Regions from separate parts of the Homo sapiens genome. Here region 1 is linked to region 2. A link is a contact called in ENCODE Hi-C or POLR2A ChIA-PET data. All regions are on one chromosome and are shown on one strand. The core of a region is the stretch at or near the end of the contact, and the rest is flanking DNA. Distances in the headings are between cores, read along the strand shown.

Region 1 (5,974 bases), core at 1-2,500, 160 kb before region 2:
CCAGGTGGAAGGGGACGCGAACGAATTCCCAAGGCTGTCTCAGGGTGCCCGCGCACCGGGAAATGGGGAACCCTACGAGGGGGCAGGAATGACTCAGGCTCCCGAAAGCAGGAGTAGGCAGTGAGGGGGTGCGTGTGTACTTCTCTCGGGCCTGGTTATGAATGTGTGTCTGGGGTTGGCGTATGGGGGGAGTGTGCGTCTGTGAATGAGTGTAGGTGTGTCAGTCAATGAGTGCCTTCGGGGTCGCAGGGGCGTCGGGACGGAGTGGGGCAGCGACCAGGAGGCTGGTGTGTGCACGCGTGCGTGAGCGCGTGGGCAGGGTGGCACGTCCGGGCCGCGTGTCACGTGAGACGCGAGGGGACTGTCCGAGGTGTGTGCGCGCGCTGGAGCGTTATGTGCACCCCGGAGAGGGGGCTCGGCAGGGAGCTGTGAGTTCAGACAGCGGGGCCCCCAGGTCGGGCTGCAGGAGCTTGGGGTGCAAAGGGCTCCGGCGCAGGCTCCAATTCAATCCACCCCCCCCCCTCCGCCACCCACAGGCCCATCTAAGTGCCAGGGAAACGCGAGTGACTGGGTCTGAGTAAGGAGTGTGTGCGCGCGTTTGTAGGGCCGGCCCCACCTTTAACCCTCTCCTTCCCACGCCATCCCCTCCCCCCAGCTCCGCGCGCCAGCGCTTACCACACCCCCCCAGACCCCCGCCCGCCCCTCTGCGCCCACCCCGCTGGCGGGGCTCTGTCCCCGAGGCCGCACCACAAATGCCTCCTTCCTCCGCATTCCTCTCTGGGCCCAGCGCCCGGGTGAGCGCAATGGAAGGCGGCTGGGGAAGGGGTGAGTGCCTCTGTCGGCCCGGGCCCCTCCTGCGGCCCCTTTAAGAGCCGCCCTTTAAACCCCTTTCGCTCGGCCGACAGAAATTGTCGCCCCTCCCCTCTCGGGGGCCGAGACCACGCAGCCCCCTCCCCCACAACCGGCCGAGCCCTGGGCCCCCGGACACCCTCTCGGGGCCGGGGAAGGGGCTCCGGGAGTGGCGCGGCCTGAGGAACGGCGGCGGAGGGGGACGCGAGGGGATGAGGGCGGCCGACACCGGACCCCTTCCCTCCCAGCCATCCCGTGCGGCTGCCAGCCGCCCTCCTGCCGCCTCCTCCTGCCCACCCCGCGACCCCTGGGGCCCAGCCCGGGCGCCGCTCCCCTCCCCCAGCCCTAGCCCCAGCCGGGGACTCACAGCTGCTGCCGGTTCCTGCTTGTAATCGCAGCTTACCCCCTCCGCCTGCTCCCTCCCCAAACGGGCACCAGTGCCCCCACCCCCCTGGTACCGCGCTCTGCTCCTCGCCCTGTCGCCGCCGCCGGGTCTCTCCCCACCCCCCACCCCTCCCCCCAACCCCCTCCCTCCCGTCCGCCCCGCTCCTCCTCCGCCGCCGCCGCCTCCTCCGCCTCCTCCTCCCCGGCTGCTCCGGGTTTCTCCAGCTGGGAAGGCGCCCCGGACCCCGCCGCTGCCACCACCACGTGGCGAGAGGCGGCGGCCCCTACGGTGCGGCCCTTCCTGGCAGCGCGCCCGGAGCCCACCGGCTCCCTGCGGCGCCAGCGGCCCGCGCTGGCGCCCCCTCCCCGACGCCTCCCGGCGCAGTGTGGCGTGGTGGCGTGTGTTGGGGGCGTCTGCGGTCAGTGCAGGGGCCCGGCTGATGCTTTGGTTGTTTTGGTTGTTTAGTTATGGGCTGTATATTTGGGGAGGAAGTGGGGCTATTTATCTGGCTTTTTTTTTTTTTTTTTGGTCTTTGCGCTTTTGAGAAGGAAATCATTAGACCTGCTCTTCGTTGCTCTTGGTAAAAGGGGCATTGCTGCGATAAATACATTGAACATAGGGTACAGAGAGATTAAAGCTGTAACTTCTTTGGAAGTGAGAGTAAACTAAGGAGGTCAAAGATTCATTCATGAAGAAGGACAGCCATCTCCCTCCCCACACACCACTCCCCGGCCACCCTCAAGTACCCACAGGTCAGGGAAATGAAGAAACAACAGATGTCACCCTGTGCACAAAGATTATTTGAGCACCTGCCAAACTGCTGGGCAAGAGAAACAAGTTTTTTGCTACTTTCCTGCTGTGTGACCTTGGGCAAGTTACCTTAACCTTTCTAAGCTGGAGATCATGCCCCACCTAAGCACTCTCATGGAGGAAGAATGGGGATCAGAACTAAATACAGCAGCCTGCGAATGCTCAGGAAGTGTTAACGATGTCATTTTGAGTATTGCCTGGTGGATTAAATAATGTGGACAGAGGCATGGTCAGCCTAGCTGCAGGTAGAGAATGATCAGGGGAACCCTGGAGCACTCTGGCTGAAGAGCATCCTCTGTGGACAGGGAGGCAAAGCCCGGAAGCAGGGGATAAGCTGGGCGGGGGCTTTTGGCAGATTCAGCCTTAGCTGCGAAGACTGCTGGGAACCTGAGCCTACCTTTTTGGCTCCTGAGGTGGGATGGGGGTGGGAATCTCCGAGGGGGAGGATGGAAGGAAAAGGTTTCTTGCTCTCTCTGAGCTTTGAAAAGCAGCAGCTGCCATCTTTCCTCACTGCTGGGAGAAAATTGGACTGAGAGGTGAGCTTCTACCAGGAGAGCCAGCCAGAGCTCTAGACTCATTCTCTTCATAGAAGGGGGGATTCTCAGTGGCTTCCTTCCTCCTCCTCCTGCTGGGTTCCCTTTCAGTCTTTCCTGCCAGCACTGGCTCCCGTTTGTAGTCCAGAACAGGAAGGCAGGTCAGCCACTTGTTCTCTGAGGCACTAGCTTTCTCTGAACCATGTGGGATGACCTATCTACCCTCTAGATATGAAGGCAAACCAGTGGGGACATCTGTCACCCCACTAATCCCAAGGGCTAGGCAGATGTTCCTTTCCCTAGTACTCCCCAAGATCTCTTCTGAAGCAAGGGACCAGGCAAAAGATTGGAGGCTAGACTAGGAGGTGTAGGGTTGTCTCTGGGACCCTCGGTGACCTTGGACTTGGCCACAAACAGGACCCATAAGACCAACTGGCAAGCCCTCCCTCACTGGAAAAAGGGGTCCCAGGACCCTCTAAGCACACACTGTCTGGGATGAGTCATCAGCCCCCTGCTGCTGCTTGGATGCTCAGGGCCTAATTGAGTCACCTGGCAGGGTGCAGCCAAATGCTTCTATCCTTGGTTCTAGGTGGTTGGTGGCAAAAGTCCATTAGGCCTGGTTTAGGTGCCCTAAAATCCTCCCCCTCCCCCAATCTGGACCTGATCTCATTGCATTCTCCATTTCTAGTTCTGCTGCTCATACCAGGCAGTTCTGAGAGCAGAGATTATATCCCATCCATCCTTGTATTCTAAGGTGCCCTGAGGGTTGGTACCTGCTCGTTGTATATTTATTCGGCAAAGATTTCTTGAACATCTATTATGTGCTGGGTGCTGAGAATACAGTGCTGAACATGTCTCTGACAGGTATACATGTCTCTTGCTCTCTTAGAGCTTGCAGTATGGTAGAGAAGTCAGAAAAATAAAAAGATGAATAAGTAAAACCACTAGAAATTGTGATAAAGGACCAGGCACAGTGGCTCATGCCTGTAATCCCAGCACTTTGTGGGGCTGAGGCAGGCAGATCACCTGAGGTCAGGACTTTGAGACCAGCCTGACCAACATGGTGAAACCCGTCTCTACTAAACATGCAAAAATTAGCCAGGCATGACGGTGGGTCCCTGTAATCCCAGCTACTCGGGAGGCTGAGGCAGAAGAATTGCTTGAACCCAGGAGGTAGAGGTTGCAGTGAACCGAGGTGACCCCATTGCACTCCAGCCTGGGTGACAAGAGCGAAACTCCGTCTCAAAAAAAAGAAAGAAGGAAAGAAGGAAGGAAGGAAATTGTGATAAAGGATAAAAAGAAACACCAAGGGGCAGTACTAGAGAAGAATGGGAGGATGGGATCTGCTTCACAGTATTCAGAGAAGGTCTCCTTGATGAGCTCTTACAATTTTTTTTTTTTAAAAGACAGGGTCTTTCTCTGGCGCCCAGGCTGGAGTGCAGTGGTGCAATTTTGGCTCACTGCAGCTTCGCCCTCCTGGGCTAAGGTGATCCTCCCACCTCAGTCTCCAGGCGTGGTGGCTTGCGCCTCAGCTGGGACTACAGGCGTATGCCACACGCCCGGCTAATTTTTGTATTTTTTGTAGAGACAAGGTTTCACCATGTAGCCCAGGCTGCTCTCAAAATCCTGGGTTCAAGCCATCCACCTGCCTCGGCCTCCCAAAGTGCTGTGATTACAGGCATGAGCCACCGCACCTGGCTAAGCTAAATCTTAAAAGAGTAAGAAAGTATGTTCTTTGTTGAATGAATAAATAAATGAGGCAGTGTGACTTAAGACTACTTCACTTTTCTAGGCCTGTTTCCTCATCTGAGAAAGCTGAACATTGGTCTGAATACCCTTTTTATTTTTATTTTTATTTTTTTATGAGACGGAGTCTCGCTCTGTCACCCAGGCTGGAGTGCAGTGGCGTGGTCTCCGCTCACTGCAAGCTCCGCCTCCCAGGTTCATGCCATTCTCCTGCCTCAGCCTCCTGAGTAGCTGGAACTACAGGCGCCCGCCACCACGCCCAGCTAATTTTTTGTATTTTTAGTAGAGATGGGGTCTCGATCTCCTGACCTCGTGATCCGCCTGCCTCGGCATTCCAAAGTGCTGGGATTACAGGCGTGAGACACCATGCCCAGCTGGTCTGAATCCCTTTTAAGAGCCCCTGGTATTGGCAGGGCTCATCATGGTGGAGACAATAATAGGGGAGATGGTGAAGGGGATAGGAGCCACAGTGGGAGGACAGTGGGGAAAGTGGTGGACAGTGGTCAGGCATGAGTTGTAAAACATTTCTAAATGGCCTTCACAGGTGTGATAACAGAGGACCCACCTCCAATCGTTAAGGTAGGAGAGACAGTGCAAATGCAGGCCCCCAGAGCCAGGCCCTGCCAGTGTTTCCTCCTTGGAAACCACCAGGGAGACTCTCCCACTCCCATGACTCTTGCTCTGGAGGCTGTCTTTCCTGTCCCATTATTGCCTGAAAAGAGTAGGAGGAGGTGACATTAGCAGCCAGTTAAAGAGGCTGAATCAAAATAAAACCCAGATGACTCAAATGGAACCCTGGCGGGCAGGAAAATTGATTAGCCCCATGTGACTGCAGGATCTAGGTGCCACCTTCGCCCTCCAGTTCCAGACCCTAGAAAGTGGGCCATTCACCATGCAAGCATCCTGGGACTCCAACTGCAGCTGCAGGTGTTCCATCAGATGGGAGGGTAGGGCAGTGGTAGAAAGACATTCCTTCACCACGTCCCCAAATTCCTGTGGAGGTAATGCAGAGCCCCTAATTGAATTAGTAGGGTTTGGGAAGGAATAGAGTGGTTTTTTTTTTTTTTTTTTTTGAGACGGAGTTTCACTCTTGTTGCCCTGGCTGGAGTGCAATGGCACCATCGCGGCTCACCGCAGCCTCCACCTCCCGGGTTCAAGCAATTCTCCTGCCTCAGTCTCCCGAGTAGCTGGGATTACAGGCATGTGCCACCATGCCTGGCTAATTTTGTATTTTTAGTAGAGATGGGGTTTCTCCATGTTGGTCAGGCTGGTCTCAAACTCCCAACCTCAGGTGATCCCCCACCTCAGCCTCCCAAAGTGCTGGGATTACAGGCATGAGCCACCACGCCCAGATGTTTTTTGTTTTTTATAATTCCATATGTGCTTCATTTTTCTCCACAGCCATGTTCATTTCTGCTATCTCCCAAACAGAATTTTTAAAAGGTTATATTGAGGTCAGGCGCGGTGGCTTACGCCTGTAATCCCAGCACTTTGGGAGGCCGAAGCGGGTGGATCACAAGGTCAGGAGATCGAAACCATCCTGGCTAACACGGTGAAACCCCGTCTCTACTAAAAATACAAAAAATTACCCGGGCGTGGTGGCGGGCGCCTGTAGTCCCAGCTACTCAGGAGGCTGAGGCAGGAGAATGGC
Region 2 (6,241 bases), core at 1,636-4,135:
ACTTCTTACCAATGTTAATTCCTCTTTTACCCTTCCAAACATGTCAATTAGTACAATTTAAAAGTCCAATCATCCTTTAATAAAACCTGTTGGAATTCACTATTGTGTCATCTTTGTGTTGCCATCTAGCCTGAAAAGAATTTCTGGAAAAAAAGTGTTTTGAAAAGTTCATGCTACTTAAAAAATTTATTTATTTTTTATTTATTTCCTTGCATCAAATTAACAAGTCCCTGCTAATATCTAGTATATTACCATATGCTCACTCAATGGCACAAACCAGTCTTCCACAAAAGTAGAAAAGAGGTAAGGAGAAACATGTCACTGCTTGTTGTTCTATCCCGATACTTAAATCAAACTCACTTCTTTAATAAGTAATCATTTAAAAATCTGTACTTTTTTCTAGACTTTTCCCAAAATATGTTTGCCTCCAAAAATTATGAATCCATTTTGGCAACTAATAGGGTAAAGAAACAAATGTTTTTTTTAATGTTAGTCTTTTCACATAATGCGAACTCATTCATCACTAGGTTCTCTTTCCCAAAGGTTTGCCAAGTCACAAGACACACTACTGTTTACAATCCCTCCCATCTGCCCCTTGCCAATATATATCAAACACTCTAGTCACTTGGCTTAAGCCACAGTTTCCCAAATAACCTTCTCAAATTCTAATTTAGACCCAAGATGCATTCGTTCTGATTCATATTCTTAATGGAAAAATTTTAAATCACCTGATTTTCACTAAGTTCTGCCTTTTGATGCTGCCAAATCCTAGAGCCCTCTTGCTTTCACACCAGTGCTCCAAATGTGACAGCTATAGTTATCTATCACAGATAAGTATAGATAACTATACTTTTAAATTCTGTACTTTTAGACATATTTTTAATCTGAGTACCGTACCCTCTTGGTTTTTCAAAGACAACTACCAACATTCAATTCATTCGAGCACCAGTCTTCACTTCATTTCATTACTATATACACCATGTTCTTTAAGGTGGGAGCCTACTGATTTCCCCCGACCCCAGACTGCAGTAGGAAGAGAAATGAAACAAAATATATTTACTAACATTCTATTTACAGATAACTATCAAACAGTTCCCATTTTTATTACAGGCTTCCTATTACATAGTATCATAAATGCCTATTGTGCAGGATGTTTGTCGGGCATCTATACTGATGGTCTCCAAAATCAAACAATACTTCAGATAATGCTGCGGGAGGAGGGAGTGGAGTATGATTCACCAAAAACTGCAGTGAAGAGTAATGGAATATTTTCACCGGTGGTATGTTATAACTAATAGCTTCTTTCTTTCCTTTTTTTTTTTTTTTTTTTTTTTGAGACGGAGTCTCACTCTGTCGCCCAGGCTGGAATGCAGGAATGCAGTGGCGCGATCTCGACTCTGCAACCTCTGCCCCCCGGGTTCAAGTGATTCTCCTGCCTTAGCCCCCGAGTAGCTGAGATTACAGGGGCCCGCCACCACGCCCCGCTAATTTTTGTATTTTTAGTAGAGACGGGGGTTTCACCATGTTGGTCAGGCTGGTCCCGAACTCCTGACCTCAAGTGCGCCCGCCTCAGCCTCCCAAAGTGCTGGGATTACAGGCATGAGCCACCGCGCCCAGCCAGCTTCTTGGGAGAGGAAGGTACTGCTAAGCAACCATCACGGTAGCAATAAATCCACCAGCTTCGAAGGCCGCAAAGCTAGGAAGATAGGTGGAAAAGCGGAGATGGGGTCCTCCCGCAGCTTCTCTGGAGGTTAAGAGAGAACAAAGTCACTGCTGCACTGTCACTTGAGGGAAAGGGGGAGGGGGCGGATCATCTTGGAAACCCAGCCCCTGGGCTGGAGCAGGCGGGGAGAAGTCAGCGAGGCTGCCTGGGATTAACATTCTCGTTCTCACCCTCTCCCCCCCCTTCTAGAAGCTCCCCTCGTCGCTCCAACGCGGCGGCCAGAGTCCCAAATGACCACCCCCTCCAATCTATCACCCGAGAGGTGTAGAGAGAAACCAAAGAAAGAACTGAGTCAGGTGGTTGAGGCAGAGCGGGGACTCCCATGACCTCTCCGTCCTCCCCCAACACCCTCCAGCCTCCCCCGGAACACTATCAAGCCCAGAAGGGTCCGGGGCGGGGGGGAAAGCCCCACACAGGTGTGCTCGCCGGGGAGGGGCGCAATGGCCGGGCCGCCGGCTCCCCAGAGCTCCCGCAGCGCGGCCCCAGCCCGAGCCCCAGCCTCAGCTCCGGCCACGGTCCCTGCCCCGGCCCCAGCCCCAGCCCCAGCCCCAGCCCCAACAGAGCAAGGCAGAGCACGCCGAACCCGGCGCCCTGCGGCCGCCCAGCCCCGACCCGAGGCCCGCCCGCCCTCCCGGCCGGGCCCTGAGTCCAGCCCGCGGGCGCGGCCTAACTGCTCGCCCCGCAGCTTGCCCCGGGGCCCGAGGGTCGCTGTACCTGGGCGGCGGCCTCCAGCTTGCCCTCGAAGGTGAAGTCCAGCAAGTCGGGCTTGAGGCAAAGGCTGTAGTTGATGGGGGAGACATCGGCAGGCAGCCGCTCGAAGGGCCTCTTCTCCGGCATCGCGGCGAGGCCCAGGCTGTGGAGGCGGCGGCGAGAGGAGCGGCTGAAGACGAGAAGGAGGAGGGGAGGAGGCGGAGGGCCGAGGAAGAGCAGGCGGCGAGCGAGGGAGGGGGCGGCAGCTGCCAGCCACATCCACCGAGCGCGGGCGACCGCCGGAGGAGAGCGACCGGGGGAGCCTGGGGGGCGGGGGAGAGACCCAGCCGGAGCGCTAGGGGCTGGGAAGGAGGCGGTGCGGGCGGACTGGCGGGCGGGCTGCCTACGGGGAAGGGGGCGGAGGGGAGGGAAGGGGAGGAGGGCCCGCAAGGAGGGAGGGAGAGGGGGAAGTGGTGGCGGCGGCTGCGTGCGCGGCCCCGCCGGCCGGGCGCGCCCCCGTGGAGTGCGCGCGCACGCCTGGGCAGAGGGCGGAGCGGCGAGGACGAGGGCGCGGCCGGCGGGGCGGGAGGGCGTCGGGTTGCTCGCGCGAGCGCAGGGCTGGAGGCGGGCGCTGCACCTGTCGGCGCCGCTCAGGACTGGGGGCGGCCTTCCAACTGGAAGGAGCCGGGAAGGGCTTGATCAGAGGAAGGAAAGGCATAAGGGGCCCTCGGGAAATTGAAGCCTACGCAGTTGGTCAGTTCAGCCAGGGTCGCATGCATAAAATACCAGTTACAAGCAAAACCCCAAACTGGATTCTGCCTCCAGGTCAGCGAAAAGCCCTGACTTGAGGCTCTCTGGCCTTAGTTCCTGTTAAGTAGCAAATTCAAAGGATGATTTGAAAGTTTTGTTATAAAACCTTTAATAGCCGGGCGCAGTGTCTCACGCCTGTAATCCCAGCACTTCGGGAGGCCGAGGCGGGCGGATCACGAGGTCAAGGAGATCGAGACCATCCTGGCTAACATGGTGAAACCCCGTCTCTACTAAAAGTACAAAAAATTAGCCGGGCGTGGTGGCGGGCGCCTGTAGTCCCAGCTACTCAGGAGGCTGAGGCAGGAGAATGGCGTGAACCCGGGAGGCGGAGCTTGCAGTGAGCCGAGATCACACCACTGCACTCCAGCCTGGGCGACAGAGCAAGACTCCGTCTCAAAAAAAAAAAAAAAAAAAAAAACCTTTAATAATCTAGGTTACTTCAACCAATGAGATTTGGACTTTTGAGGGAGTGATTTCAAAAACTGTATTTTTGTTTCCATGATTTAATGTTTAAAATGGGATGTTTCGGGCGGTCGCGGTGGCTCACGCCTGTAATCCCAGCAATTTGGGAGGCCGAGGCGGGCGGATCACAAGGTTAGGAGTTCAAGACCAGCCTGGCCAATATGGTGAAACCCCGTCTCTACTAAAAATACAAAAAAAAAAAAAATAGCCGGGCTTGGTGGCGGGCGCCTGTTGTCCCAGCTATTCGGGAGGCTGAGGTAGGAGAATCGCTTGAACCCTGGAGGTGGAGGTTGCAGTGAGCCGAGATTGCGCCACTGCACTCCAGCCTGGGCGACAGAGTGAGACTCTGTCTCAAAATAAATAAATAAATAAATAAATAAATAAATAAAATGGGATGTTTCACCTTTTCCCCATTTTCATCTTTGTTTCTTTTTAAACTAAAAGATCCTTCAGCAATCATGGCCTCTTTAATGGTGAACTATCTGTGGCTCTCTCAGTTCTGTAGATACCTTGCAAATTGAGGAGGTATATATACAAATGCATATATATATATATATATATATATATATAATGTAACTGAAATTATCTTTAAAAAGGGGGGCCAGGGCCAGGTACGGTGGCTCACACCTGTAATCCCAGCACTTTGGGAGGCTGAGGCAGGTGGATCACGAGGTCAGGAGTTCGAGACCAGCCTGGCCAATATGGTGAAACCCTATCTCTACTAAAAATACAAAAATTAGCCTGGCATAGTGTCATGTGCCTGTAGTCCCAGCTACTAGGGAGGCTGAGACAGGAGAATCGCTTGAACCCGGGAGGCGGAGGTTGCAGCGAGCCAAGATCACGCCACTACACTCCAGCCTGGGCGACAACGAGACTCTGTCTCAAAAAAAAAAAAAAAAAAGTGGGCCCAGGTGTGGTGACGTGTGCCTATGATCCCAGCTACTCGGGAGGCTGAGACGGGAGGATCACTTGAGCCCAGGAGGTGGATGGAGGCTGCAGTGAGCTGTAATGGTGCCACTGCACTCCAGATGACAGAGTGAGGCCCTGTCTCTAAAAAAATAAAAATGAAATAACAATTTTAAAAATGTTATTTAAAGTGTCAAAGGCAAGGAGATTTATCCATAATCTTCATATTTCTTTATAGAAATTTCTCAGATAGAACCCAGTAATTTCCAAAACTGAATGTAGTATGTTGTAATGGACCAGTACTGTCCAGCAGAAACATACTATGAACCACTAGGTAGTATTAAATCTTATAGTAGCCACATCACAAAAAAGTAAAAAGGAAACAAATGAAAACACATCTTATTTAACCCAACATATCCAAAATATTATCATTTCAACATGTAATCAATATAAAAAATATTAATGAGGCCGGGCACGGTGGCTCACGCCTGTAATCCCAGCACTTTGGGAGGCCAAGGCAGGTGAATAACCTGAGGTCAGGAGTTCAAGACCAGCCTGACCAACATGGTGAAATCCCGTCTCTACTAAAAATACAAAAATTAGCCAGGCATGGTGGCGCATGCCTGTAATCCTAGCCAGCTACTCTGGAGGCTGAGGCAGAAGAATCACTTGAACCCAGAAGGCGGAGGTTGCAGTGAGCTGAGATCACAGCACTGCACTTCAGCCTGGGCAAAAAGAGTGAAACTCCGTCTCAAAAAAAAAAAAATTAATGAGATATTTTACTTATTTTGTTCACACCAACTTTGAAATCCAGCATGTATTTTACATTTATAGCACATCTAAATTCTGACTATCCACATTTCACGTGATCAGTAGTCACGTGTGGTTAGTGGCTCTTGTACTGGGCAGCACAGTTTTGGACTCTGGGCCTGGCCTCTTAGCCTCTGAATCCTACATACTTTTCAGAAAGGCAGATTGAAAAGCTGCAATCCTTTCAAACTAAGGTGTGAGATGGGGCCTTTTCTTATATATATGTAGTTCTATGACCACTTACTGGTCAGAGAAATAATAATTTAAATAACATATAATAATTTTTTTTTTGAGCTGGAGTCTCCTCTGTCACCCAGGCTGGAGTGCAGTGGCGTGATCTAAGCTCACTGCAACCTCCACCTCATGGGTTCAAGCAATTCTCCTGCCCCAGCCTCCTCAGTAGCTGGGATTACAGGCGCCCACCACCATGCCCGACTAATTTTTGTATTTTTAGTACAGATGGAGTTTCACCATGTTAGCCAGGCTGGTCTCAAACTCCTTACCTCAGGTGATCTGCCCACCTAGGCCTCCCAAAGGGCTGAGATTACAGACATGAACCACTGTGCCCAGCCCATATAATAATAATTTAATTAACTGTAATTGAATGTTTTTCGAGTGCTTACTAAACACTTTTTTTTTTTTTGAGATGGAGTTTCGATCTTGTTGCCCAGGCTGGATTGCAATGGCATGATATTGGCTCCTGCAACCTCTGCCCCCCGGGTTCAAGCGACTCTCCTGCCCCAGCCTCCTAAGTAGCTGGGATTATAGGTGCCCGCCACCATGCCCGGCTAATTTTTGTATTTTTAGTTTTATTTGTTTGTTTGTTTTGTTTTTCTTGTT

The links. A loop is a pair of places that touch in the nucleus more often than their neighbours do. ChIA-PET counts read pairs that join two places held with the same protein, here RNA polymerase II (POLR2A). Pooled maps may share reads with other maps.
Region 1: a pooled map shows a loop between it and region 2 (3-fold over the local background). The contact joins the promoter of TBKBP1 here to the promoter of NPEPPS in region 2. A Hi-C loop is called at or near these places in 1 of 50 pooled maps. POLR2A ChIA-PET finds 5 or more read pairs at or near these places in 3 of 52 experiments (GM10248, activated CD4-positive, alpha-beta T cell and activated T-cell).

The regions. Positions count from the first base shown.
Region 1 is chr17:47,689,437-47,695,410 of GRCh38, reverse strand. TBKBP1 (TBK1 binding protein 1) reads right to left here and starts at 1,250. Exons shown (of 10, transcript NM_001394755.1): 1 at 1,217-1,250. RefSeq lists enhancers at 1-134, 135-814, 815-1,495 and silencers at 592-651, 902-1,031.
Region 2 is chr17:47,527,752-47,533,992 of GRCh38, reverse strand. NPEPPS (aminopeptidase puromycin sensitive) reads right to left here and starts at 2,885. Exons shown (of 23, transcript NM_006310.4): 1 at 2,438-2,885. The coding sequence starts at 2,692. RefSeq lists silencers at 2,016-2,195, 2,226-2,375.